2 separate regions of the Homo sapiens genome follow, and region 1 is linked to region 2. A link is a contact called in ENCODE Hi-C or POLR2A ChIA-PET data. All regions are on one chromosome and are shown on one strand. Each heading gives the region's core, a stretch centred on a gene start or an enhancer-like site at or near the end of the contact. The rest is flanking DNA. Distances are from core to core; before and after follow the strand shown.

What was found. Hi-C counts contacts between places; a loop is a spot of excess contacts on that map. ChIA-PET counts read pairs that join two places held with the same protein, here RNA polymerase II (POLR2A). Pooled maps may share reads with other maps.
Region 1: a loop to region 2 is called in a map of B cell, with 9 times the contacts of the local background. The contact joins the promoter of PHKA2 here to the promoter of PHKA2-AS1 in region 2. A Hi-C loop is called at or near these places in 9 of 168 maps with a recorded cell type or tissue (B cell, CD4-positive, alpha-beta T cell, CD4-positive, alpha-beta memory T cell and 4 more), 13 of 37 single-sample maps with no recorded cell type and 21 of 50 pooled maps. POLR2A ChIA-PET finds 5 or more read pairs at or near these places in 8 of 52 experiments (B cell, CD4-positive, alpha-beta T cell, GM10248 and 5 more).

Annotation. Positions count from the first base shown.
Region 1 is chrX:18,982,170-18,987,901 of GRCh38, forward strand. It overlaps PHKA2 (phosphorylase kinase regulatory subunit alpha 2), which reads right to left and starts at 1,945. Exons shown (of 33, transcript NM_000292.3): 1 at 1,686-1,945. The coding sequence starts at 1,763. LOC101928415 (a long non-coding RNA gene) reads left to right here and starts at 5,418. Exons shown (of 4, transcript XR_001755808.2): 1 at 5,418-5,732. RefSeq lists enhancers at 1,747-2,247, 2,248-2,748, 2,730-2,779 and a silencer at 1,940-2,629.
Region 2 is chrX:18,887,402-18,893,246 of GRCh38, forward strand. PHKA2-AS1 (PHKA2 antisense RNA 1) reads left to right here and starts at 2,895. Exons shown (of 3, transcript NR_029379.1): 1 at 2,895-3,227; 2 at 5,804-5,845. PHKA2 (phosphorylase kinase regulatory subunit alpha 2) reads right to left here. Exons shown (of 33, transcript NM_000292.3): 33 at 4,897-5,845.

The DNA of each region.
Region 1 (5,732 bases), core at 695-3,194, 94 kb after region 2:
CCTCTACTGCTCCCACAAACTGGGCGAGGGGTCCTTCCTCAAAGCTCTCAAAATAAAGACCATCATCCTTCATGTGCAATCTCAAAAGCCAGTAAGCTCTGAAAATTTAAAGTGTTTTCGTAAGTTTGCAGCAAGCTCTTTTGGTGGCAAAAGATGAGCCGAACTAATATGAAACTCTTTTCAGCCTTTACTGAAATTATGTGAATATTCATATTCTGATGTGGAAGTAATAACCTGTTTGATGAAGGGGTGCTGCCCAGATCTGGCTGCAGTTATTATGGTATATATAGTACGTTGTACGCATATTACCTTTCTAAAAGCCAAACATTTCTGATGGGCAAACCACAACTGGTCCAAAGGGTTTCAGATAATGGACTCTGAGGCCAGGTGCAGTGGCTCATGCCTGTAATCCCAGCACTTTTGGGAGGCCGTGGTGAGAGGATGACTTGAAGTCAGGAGGTCGAGACCAGCCTGGCCAACGCAGTGAAACCCCGTCACTACTAAAAATGCAAAAATTAGCTGGGTGTGGTGGCGCACGCCTGTAGTCCCAGCTACTCGGGAGGCTGAGGCAGGATAATCGCTTGAACCCGAGAGGCAGAGGTTTCAGTGAGCCGAGATCGCGCCACTGCACTCCAGCCTAGGAGACAGAGTGAGACCCTGTCTCAAAAACAAACAAACAACAACAAAGAAAACAGATTAAGGGACTTTGGACCTATACCTTATGCATAAATGTTACTGCACTACGATCATTTATTCTTGTAACCCCAGCACTTTGTAGAGTGCTTTGCATATAACAGATACACCACAAATATTTCCTAAGTGAGGAAACAAGGCTAAGAAATTAGTTAAGAAGGGAAAATGGTCAGTGCCTTGGAAATGACCATGGCTCCCAACTTGCAGGTCAGGCCTCTAACCCCTGAATGCCACTTCCTTCGTTGACTTTGAAGGCCCTATAAATAGTTGCTGTTGATTGAGGGCAAGAAACATAGCTGCTGTCTTCACTAGGAATAAAAATAGTTCAGTGGTCTTACACTGATGGACCCACACATAATTTTAGCCCAGGAATACAAAGCATAGCAGGCAAATTCATACCTCGGACCACATGGGCAGTGTCATAGGACCCTGTGAGCTTGGGAGCCTTTGGGTCTGACCTGCTACATGCAGTGACCTTTCTAGCCTCACAATTTTCTTATCTGTAAAATAGCAACCAAAGTAGCCCCTAAGGGCTTCCCAGGTGGGTCTCTACCAAGACAGCTCATGGGAGGGACGGTAGCTGTCGCCCCACACTGCAGAGTCCTGCGTAAACTTCAGGAGCTTCTTCACTCCTGTCTACTGTTCTCATTCAGTGTAGTCTGTCCAAACCCCCCACACCTCTTCTCGTCCAAAAAAAGCAGAGTCAATGCAAAAAGAGGCAGTTTGGACCCGGGCACGGAGGCGGCTCATTCTCATCCTGAACAATGGCCAAAGAATTCTGTGAAAAGTAGCCGTAGCAACAGTTAGGTCCCCTGAATCTTAAGGAGCACGGGGTGGCAATGGGGTGGTAATCACTGGCTAGCAAGGACTAGATTCAAATAGCAAACTCTTAATTGCAAGGTCTCAGGTCACAAGAGGGCCAGACCTGGGAAGGAGAATGAGTTACATGAGAGGGTAGTTCCACGCGTTCCCTGGGGGCGGTCCCTCCTTACCTGGTAACACAGGATGGTTTGCTGCACCAGCCGCGCGTACCCGTCCAAGCGGACCCCGGAATTGCTCCTGCTCCGCATCTCCCCGAGGCTCCCAGGCCGCAGCGCCCGATCTGCCGCGTGGGCGCGGGACGTCGGGGCTGTGGCCTCCAAGCGGGTCTGGTTCCCGGACACTCACAGCCTTAGTCGGTTCTTGGGATGGGACCGGGCCGGAGGAGGTCGAGACTTTTCTAAACGCTAGCCCCAAAGTCCGGTTGGAAAGCAAGCCAACCAGAGCTCCGCGCGGCGGGGAGGCGCGGGGGCGGGGACGGGGGCTGGAGCGACGAAGGTCCCGCCTCGGCCAGGCCTGCTGGGCTCCCGACGCTCGCGGGAGCAGCGGGAAACCAGGTTCCGGGAGTGGGGCGAGGACGCCCCTGCCAAGCCCCTTTTACGTCCCGGCGGTCGCGAGGAGGTCCCCCGGGCGCGAAGAAGACGCCAGCCCACCCCAGCCGCCGGGGAGATCGCCCAGGCCGCGCTCAGCCCCGCCCCTGGCTCTGCCCCCGCCGCGGAGCGGAACCCTCCAAGTCGCGGCCTGAGGAGGAAGGAAAAGGGGGCGGCCCGGGAGAGCCGCTGCGAAATCAGCAACGGGCGGGAACCAGGTTGCCTCCCTGAGTCCCTTCTCTCCCCGGCCGGCTGCCAACCACAGCCAAGGCCAGAGAAACAGGCCCTTCTGCCGCGGCCACCTGGGCGCCTTGGACCCGCCCTCCGGACTCGCCCCCGCCCCTGCCGCGGAGTGGAACGTTTGGAACCCTGAGGGGCACAGGTAAGGGGGCGGCCCCGCCCCGCGCCCTGGAACGACCTCACGGCCCCGCCCACATCCCCGCCCCTGGCCCCACCTCCGCCGCAGAGCGGAACCCTCAGAGTCGCGGCCTCGGGGGGGACGAAAAAGGAGGCGGCCCGTGGGAGTCTAGGGGAACCCGGCTTCGGGCGGCGGACGAGTTGGCTTTCCTGCGTGGTAGTGTGGAGCCCCCCGAGACGGGTGCCAGTCCCACTCGAGGCCGGAGAAAGAGGGCCGCCTACCGCGGCCGCCTGGGCACCCCTCTGAGGGCCAAGATTGTAGTCCCACCTCTGGCCCCGTCTCCGCCGCCTAGCGGAACTGGAGTAGCGGGACCCAGCCCGGAAGAAAAAGGGGGAAGGCCCGGAGAGGTGCCCCAGCGACACCTCTGGCGCCTGTGACCCCGCCCCTAGCCACTTGGGCGCCGCTTCCTCGGGCAGGTTCGCAGTTCATCTCCCACGGGTCTACAGCTTGAAACTTGGCATTCATTATAATGTTTCGTGGCTGCTGATAACCTACAGTTCACAATCTTCGGCCTGGTATTCATTGTCCACCAAAATCTGGCCCACATAGGAATTTACTGGACAGCTAGACTAATGCAATCAATTTCCGCAAGCTCTTTTCCAGTCTCCATGCATTTACTCTATGCTTGACCCCTTCGGCCCTTCTTCCTCCTCCTTGACTAACTGAAGCCTATCTTTCCCTTAACGGCCAGCTCAGCTCCTCTATTAGCCTTCCCCATTTTCTGAATTTCTGTAGCCATTGGTTTAGTAAGAGCTTAGGACTTAGAGTCAGTTCATTTTGAGTTCAAATGTCAGTTCTGTCATTTACAAGTCGTATGACCTTTGGCATCCCGTTTTACATGTTTGAACTTAAGTGTTCTCATCTGTAAAATGGAGATAATCATAGCACCTACCTCACAGGATGACTTAAGATCAAGAGGATGAATATAAAGCATTTAGCACAAGCCTGGCTAGTAGAAAAATACTTAATAAATCATAGCTAATTTCGTTGTCACTTGGCCACAATGTATTGCCTCCTGTTGTTATTTATGTTTTCATGTGTGGATGAGGCATATTTTCCTAATTGGAATGTACGTTATTCATTGAAACAGTCTTTTGGTATCTCCTACTATGCCTGGTACAGTGTTGAGCATATAGTTGGAGCTCAATTAATGTTGCTCGCATGAGTAAATGAAATCAGTCCTGCTTAGCTGCGTTCCCTTATGTTTGGTCCTTAACCAAGTTTATATTAGATATTCCAGAACATAAATCTATGGCTTTACTCTGTCACTCAACTAAAGCACCAAACCCCACATCAGCTCACATATTACTTCATATAATACTTTGTTTTCTTAATATTGGCTTTTGAATTATGCAGTGATCCATGTGATGTGCCTCCATGAAGAATTTGCTGTGGTCTAGGGGTGAATAAAACTAGACATTGTTATCACCACTAAATGTTTTGGAATCTGAATATGTACTCTTGCTAGAATTTTCATGTATTCATCTCCATCTAAAAGCTGGGATCATTGCTTCTTTTCATTGTGGCTTTTGTTTCCATTGGGTCCTTCCTTAGGAGTTGATTTTGCAGCCATATGGGAAATAACTGATGATCTTTGCTCCTTATCTGGCATTTCCACCTAGTATAGAAACATTTTCAGTTTCCTGACTTCATTCTTCGCTAATTCTGCTGTGCACATTTGCACCCCTTTTGGTGTATAGGCAATCTACATTCTTCGGCTTTGGTCTATGCGATTGCATAGCAATATATAAGCTATGTTCTTCAATAAGCTCAAAATTCTGGGATAAAACCAAGAAGGAAGGCTACTCCGTTTTAGCTTTTAAATTTTTAAAGCAAATTTTAGTGATTCATTTTGGACCAGAAAGCTGTACTATATAATAAATCAGTCTCACATTTTAGTATCCTCATATCCCTGAGGTGCAAAACCTCCATATCTTGGTCCCCATATCCATGAAGCCATTCTCTGGTTATCACCAATAGAAACTTGTCTCCAAGTCATTTCTCAAATATTTGTCAAGAATCAGATATAGTATAATGATAGGGAATGTTATTGTTTCTGAAGCTGATTCATGATCTCCATAAAAATGAAGACCCAGAACTGGACCCTGGGGTAGCACCATGTATGATTTTTCTGACCCCAGCCAGAGGATCTGCCATCATCCTGCCACAGAGACTTCAGCCCAGGTAGTTTCCAGAGAGCCCCATGTTAACATCCAAGGTGGAAACCAATAAATGTTTCTCTTGTAGGGTTCAGGTCTTTGGCTCTAAAGAAAATCACTCCATCTTTGACCCAGAAGGTCAATTCTGAATGAATTTGCTGAAAATGACCAATTCACCAAATTTAGTTATTTCTATGATAATTTAGTTGACTGGAAATCATTTTTTCGTTACATTTTAAAGAATGTTGAATTTGTCTCTGCTCCAGCTTCCTGTAGCTCGTTTGAGGCTAAGAGATAAAGAGAGGAAACACCAGGGAACATAAGATTTCTTCACAGTGAGGAATATATTTATTAAATATATTTAAAAGAATATATTCTAAAAGAACATATATTCCATTTTTGCCTGCTCTGACTTCTTGATGCTGTACCTGGAGACTAACATGAAAAGAAAGCAGTATATACTGGCCAGGCGCAGTGGCTCACACCTGTAATCCCAGCACTTTGGAAGGCTGAGGCTGGTGGATCACTTGAGGTCAGGAGTTCAAGACCAGCCTGGCCAATATGGTGAAACCCTATCTCTACAAAAAATACAAAAATTAGCTGGGCATGGTGGCAGGTGCCTGTAATCTCAGCTACTCGAGAGGCTGAGGCAGGAGAATTGCTTGAACCCAGGAAGTGGAGAGTGCAGTGAGCCAAGATTGCACCATTGCACTCCAGCCTGGGTGATAGAGCGAGACTCTGTCTCAAAAAAAAAAAAAAAAAAAGAAAAAAAAAGTATACACTGATAAGAATTCTTCAAATTGAAGATTATGTTCTTATGTCTACCCAGTCTTTCCTTTTTCCTTTCCTTCGGACTCCAACTAGAACAGCAAGGAGCAGAGACAAAGACAAACTAGTCCTTAAAATGCTGTTATGGAGACAAAATGACACCAAACAAGTCCACTCTGTGAATTGGTTATGCTGTAAATTAATCTTTGTCTAAATGGCCTTTGACAAACCGACTGACTCCTAGCTGACCTCCTTAGACATACCCAGTATCCCAAGTGAAGCTGT
Region 2 (5,845 bases), core at 1,645-4,144:
CCGGCTCTGGTCACTCTGCGGAGCCTCTGCTAACCCTGTGCTGACAGTGAGCTCCCCGACCCGGGCTCCATCTTGACCCCTCTTGCACCGCAGACTTATTTTTGACTCTTTGCCCTACTAGGCATGGAGCCCTTTGTGCCTCAGCCAGCCAAGCCCAGATCCAGCCACGTGGACGTGTGCTGACAGCACCGTCGATGCACAGTCTCCACCAAGCTGGGACAAAGGTACACATCCTGCGGGGGCAGGGCGGGGCGGCAGTCACCACCCTAGCACTAGGGAGCTCTCTGCTTTAGGCGATGGAAAGCCCAGAATCCTTTCTGGTGAGATTCAGGCGGCAGTGCAAGGAGCCACTAAGAACGGCTGCTTCATCTTCTGGCGTGAAGAGCTGCGTCAGCCGCGGTGGGTGCAATGCCCTCTCAAAACCTTCTCCCAGCCTGCTGGGCCACTTTCGCTCCAGATCTCTTGTGGCTAATGAGGGAAAGGGGAGCAGGGAGCTGTTGCCTGCACTTCCAGAAGGAGGGGAGGTTGGGGAGAGGCAGAGAGGGCCGCCTGGCCTAGATGGCTGTGCCTCTCTTGAGCCCAGGAGAGACTCCAGTACTTACAGGAACTCAAACGATCCCTGGTGACAGCTGGAGGAAATTATTCACACTGTCAAGAGAGAGGCTTATACCACGAACGGTTCCAATTCATTATTTTTAAATCCCCCAGCTGGCTAAAGAGTTAGAAGAAAAGATGTGACAATCATTTGAGTCTTGTCCCAGATGGGCTGTCACTCAAGGGCTATGAAAATCGAATGGGACTGGGCTGGTGGTCACAAAAACTGCAGGGCGCACTGGCAATTCTGCAGGGCTTTGCAGGATGGTGGAAGGTGGTCTGGTGGGCCATACTGGGCAGCAGTGGTGATCCAGCCCCTATGGCTCAGTAGCATTTCTACCCAAAGACAGAACATGTAATTAATTGTCCTACCTCCATCCCAGAGGTGGGTACCAGGATGGCTTCCATGCACCTGGGGTGAGGAGGGGTTGCCTGCACGCCCCTCTTCACTCCTGACACACAGCCTTCCTCAGGGGCAAATGTGCCTCTTGCGTCAGCTCTCCAGGGCAGACCCTGGCGAGGGCACAGGTCCTTCTTTTATGGGCAGAGGAAAGAAAAGCAAGCATTCCAGCTGGAGCGGACACTGAGTTTCAGATGTTTGGCATTTGAACCTCCTTCCTGTGTTCAGGGGATCCCCATGTTATGAAGTGGGGACCTCCACTTTGGAAGGCAGAATTCTCAAGATGCGGCTTTTTTCTTTTCTTTGAGACAGGGTCTTGTTCTGTCACCCAGGCTGGAGTGCAGTGGTGCAATCACGGTTCACTGCAGCCTTGACTTCCCAGGCTTAAGTGATCCTCCCACCTCAGCCTCTTGAGTAGCTGGGAAAACAGGTGTATACCACTGTGCCTTGCTGATTTTATTTTTTGTAGGGAGGGTTTCACATTGTTGCCTAGGCTGGTCTCTAGCTCCTGGGCTCGAGACCTCCTGCCTAGGCCTCCCAAAGCGCCAGGATTACAGGCACAAGCCACTACGCCTGGCTGGATGCTGTTTTTTCTAACCTCTCCCTCAGCCGAGGCAGTATGCTTGCCTGAGACCTTGAAGTGGCAGCTAGTGGCTGTTTAAAATCCCTTTTGGTGACAAGTAGAAGCCTCTACATTTAGTTTCCAAAAGAGCAGAGGCAGTGGTCCCAGTGACAGTGCCCAGCATTGGGGGTGTCTGTGGTGTAAGTCCTGGGGTATGAACCTGGGAGTACTGGAGAATGACATGGGATCTTGGTCCTGGCTAGGGAGCCGCTTAGCCTGGTGACCATGTGACCTATCCAATATTGTTTAATAAACTTCCCACTTAACCCAGCCACAGTTGGTTTCTGTTGTTTGCAAATGAACTTCGAGACAATGGCAGCTGGTGGCACAGAGATTAGAGCCAGTTACTGGGATTTCTCTTTGGCAAGTCCATCCTGGGTTTGCATCTGGGAAGATCTTTCACAAAAGGAGATGTGGAAGGCACAACCATCCCCTCGTGCCCAATTCAGATGCAGCTTACCCTTTGCAGAGCCTGGCACCTTGGCTATGCCAGCTGCAGGGGAAAGGGGTGGCGGCCACCTGCAAGGGTTGGGCCAATGCTGCACAGGATTCGGGCTCAAGACACCAACACCCTGCTAGGCCAGCGCAGGGAACACTCACCACGGGAGCCTAGGGGCTTCCTCAGGGGCCTTCAAGCACAAAAAGAGATACTTTTCACCCTCCCACCCCCCAACCAGGCTGTATGCCTGCCTGGCCCTCAGTGGGCATGGCAGAAATGCTAGGATTCGTGTTGGATTCATGCATTTTTCAGAATAGTTTAAGGACTGCACGAAGACAGAGGGACGAATCACATGACTTCAGAGTTCATTGGTTCCAACTATTCCAGCTCTCCTGAGAAGGCATGTTTTGCCAAAAGTGCACATATGTTCCTCTAAAGAAAACCATGGTAGTTTTTTGATGGAATTTTTTCCTCTCCCAGGCATCGTCAGACGTGCCCAGCACTCGACTGCAGAGCAGCCTCTCTCACAGTTTCCACTCTCATTTCTCAAAGAACTCTCTTGGTACCTCAAGGCCGTGGCTTTCCTAAGTGGCTTTTTGAGGGAGACAGCAGGGACTGGGCTTTAAGGGGGCCACAGCGCAGCTTTCTTTTCCCCTCACAGGCAGAGCTATCAGTAGCCACGTCGGGTAGAACAGAAGGCATTCTGGGAACGCGGTGCTCTCACATCCTGCAAAGTACAGGCCTGCAGAGCAGATGGCAGGGACTTCAAAAGCTAAGTCACCTTGAAAGATAATGGCACAAAGGGCGATTGGGGGTGGGGTGGGTGGGAGGCTTTTGTACCCTTTTGCAACAAGGAAGCAGAAAAGACAAAAGCTATTTGCCAGCCTGGTGCGGGAATCAACAGAATAGAGAGATGGTTCTGCTGCAATTTCCATCAAGGGTGGCCAAGCCTCCAGTCTTCTTGTCCAGAAGTAAGTGGCATCAACCAACTCTGCCAAACTGCATTTCCTGCCTCCTGATCTGGGGTCTTTTCCTTTTCTTTTTTCACACAGGGAGTATTTCCATCCTCTCTGTCCAGGCAGCTGAGCCTTGACAACCTCTCCTCCCCTTCACCATGCCCCGACTGATCTCCTAATGGAGCCCCACCCCTCGAGTCCCTGGGCCTGTGGAAGGTAGGGTCTCCCCCTCCTCCTCATCCTCCCCCACTCCACTCCAGGTGGGGTTGCAATAGGGCTTATCTGGTTTCCTCTAAGCATGAAGCCCTTGACCAGAGGAGGAGCGGGAGTTCACGTCACGCCCCCATGCTTAGTCCTGGCCTTTTGCATTTTTTGTGGATGGGTAAACTGAGGTACATAGTGGTCAACTCATGCCCAGGATCACAGAGGCACTGGCAGGGTGGCAGGAATGCTGAATTCACCTGATGAGAGCCAGGGACAGCAGCGGGTGGGGCGGTGGCTGCTTTTCAACTGAAGTTGTTAAAAGGAATGCTTATTCCTGGCCCCACCGGCTTGCCCTCCAAGGCAGAACGTGTTAATACCGAGCCCCAGCAAAGGTTCAAATTGACTTCTTGGCTCTGAGCAGGGAGGTAGAAGTTCCTGCCCCCGCCACCCCCGGCTCGAGGCTCCAGGGGCTGCCAGGCTCCTCTCGCCTGGCCTAGAAACAATCCCCTCCTGCCACCTCCACGCAGGTGCTGTCAGGACAGGCCCTCTGCCCTCAAACATCTGCTCCTCTCCTCGGGGAGGGGGGCCTCAGCTGCGCGCTGAAGGGGCCAGGCCTCAGAAGCCTGTTCTCCTTTGAAGCTGACAGCTTGATGCCTGTGGAAATGCGGTCCTATTTCAGGATTTCATTTTAAAGAGGTTTCAAAGGAGTGGCTGGAAGGCTTGGTGGAATCGCTTATTACGGCTCCTCTCCCGGCCCGCAGCTTGGTGGCTGAGCACGTCATCATCATTGGCAGGCAGGTGACTGTTCTAAATTAGCACCTGGCTCATTCTGGAGGGCTCTAACTCTTCCTGAGCTTTTTCCAAGAACAACTTTCATGACTTATACCTTCTTATACCTTTCCCACGTTATCTGTTTGAAATGATCCACGGGGCAGGTGAATTACGTGTCATCTCCAAGACTCTTGTTTCTGTCGGGCATGTCTTAAAGACACACACACATGCAAAGGCTATGAAAATGCGACCCCCCAGACCTGGGAAGCTGCAGCCCGTGGAGCCTCAGGGGCAAAGGGAGCAAACTGGCTTGTGAGGGAAGAGCTGCTCTGGTCAGCGGCTGTTGTGGGATGGGGAGGGAACAGGGTGACCCAAGGGGGCAGGGGCCTGGTGCCATGTCTGCTCATGTGCCGCCCTCCTTGTCTCTGGGATCTGCCCCCAAAATGCAAGAAACGCGTAAGCCCACTGTAGCAGATATGGAGAGACTCCGGGGGATTTTCCTTTACCTAACTACTCTGCACCTCTGCAAGGGAGAGCATTATGGTTTGGAAGAAATGGAAACGGCATGGAAGTCCCATGTGGGCAGAGCCTGCACACCAAACCCTTCTAGACTGCAAAGGGTTTGACTCAGCCCAAAGAGGACTCTGCCAGGAAGCTGTCAGGCACCTGAGGCCACCTGCCTCTCCTCCGCTTCAGGAATAACCATCAGTACTGCATCTTGGCTCTGAGGGGCACTGGGCATCACGATGCCCACTCGAAGCAGCTAGGGCACGTTGATCTCTGCATCTCCATACAGATGTCCGAGGAAATGATCCCATAGCCTCATCTCTGTTTCAGAGGCAGAGGCAGAGTCCACCATAATCTAGCCCATTGCTCTCAACCAGACAGAGCGCACCTCCTGGCCACTAGGTGAGCATTTGTCTTTCAAGGTTTATTATTTACAGAAACTGTTTTCCCATTGGTTTTGTTTCCTTCCCCCAAGGTAAGACAATGCCCGGAGAGAAACTCCATTGCTAGGGCATTGGCAAAAGATTTGCCAGACCCTGACACCTGACTCAACCTTGCTCTCCTCCAATCGGTGCCTCCAACTGCACCCACCCAAGAGAGTGAAGACCAAAGTGCTTCTACCAAGAGGGTACAGGTTCCTAGCCTGGCTCTATTTTTCAGAGGGAAGCATTGTTTCTGCGGGGACATGCCTGTTCACTTCCATGGCACTGCTGACTTGTGCTCACCCTATGACGCCTCGCCCAGAGCACAGGAGGACAGTATCCACTGCGGGGCGTTCACCCCACGCGAGCGGGGACAACAGGTCTAGCCCTAAACAACTGCTTGCCTGGCTATAAGAGGAGCCTTGTCTTTTTTTTTTTTTTTTTCTAGATTCCAGAAGATGCAGTATTTTTCCTAAGGCAGGAGAAAACCCTAGTTCATAGACAGCCAGGATAAAAACCCTGGAAGACCATGAGCCAAGGTGAACGAAGAGGAATTTTCTAAATCTTGGGGACAGAGAATTATGTTACATCAAGGCAGCCATGCCAATAAAATGGAAGGCTATGAAAGCAAGCAAGGCACAAGAAAACCCCCATTCCACAGAGAGACACAAGTGTTCTATTTGGTGAAGAGTTTGGTGCACAGACAGACTGCATCCTGTGAAGAGGTGGCCCTTGTCAAGGCTACTGCCGCCAGGAGGATCTTTGCATCTTTAGGATGTGTCACTAGCTCATCGAAACTATTTCTGTAACTCTCTGCAAGAGCCAATTTAAGCTGGCGTCTCAGTTCCCTCTGCACTCAAAAGAGACCAATTTCCAATTCCTCCTCAGAGTCCGTGAGACCAGATGCTACAGCAAATGTTCCAGAGAAAT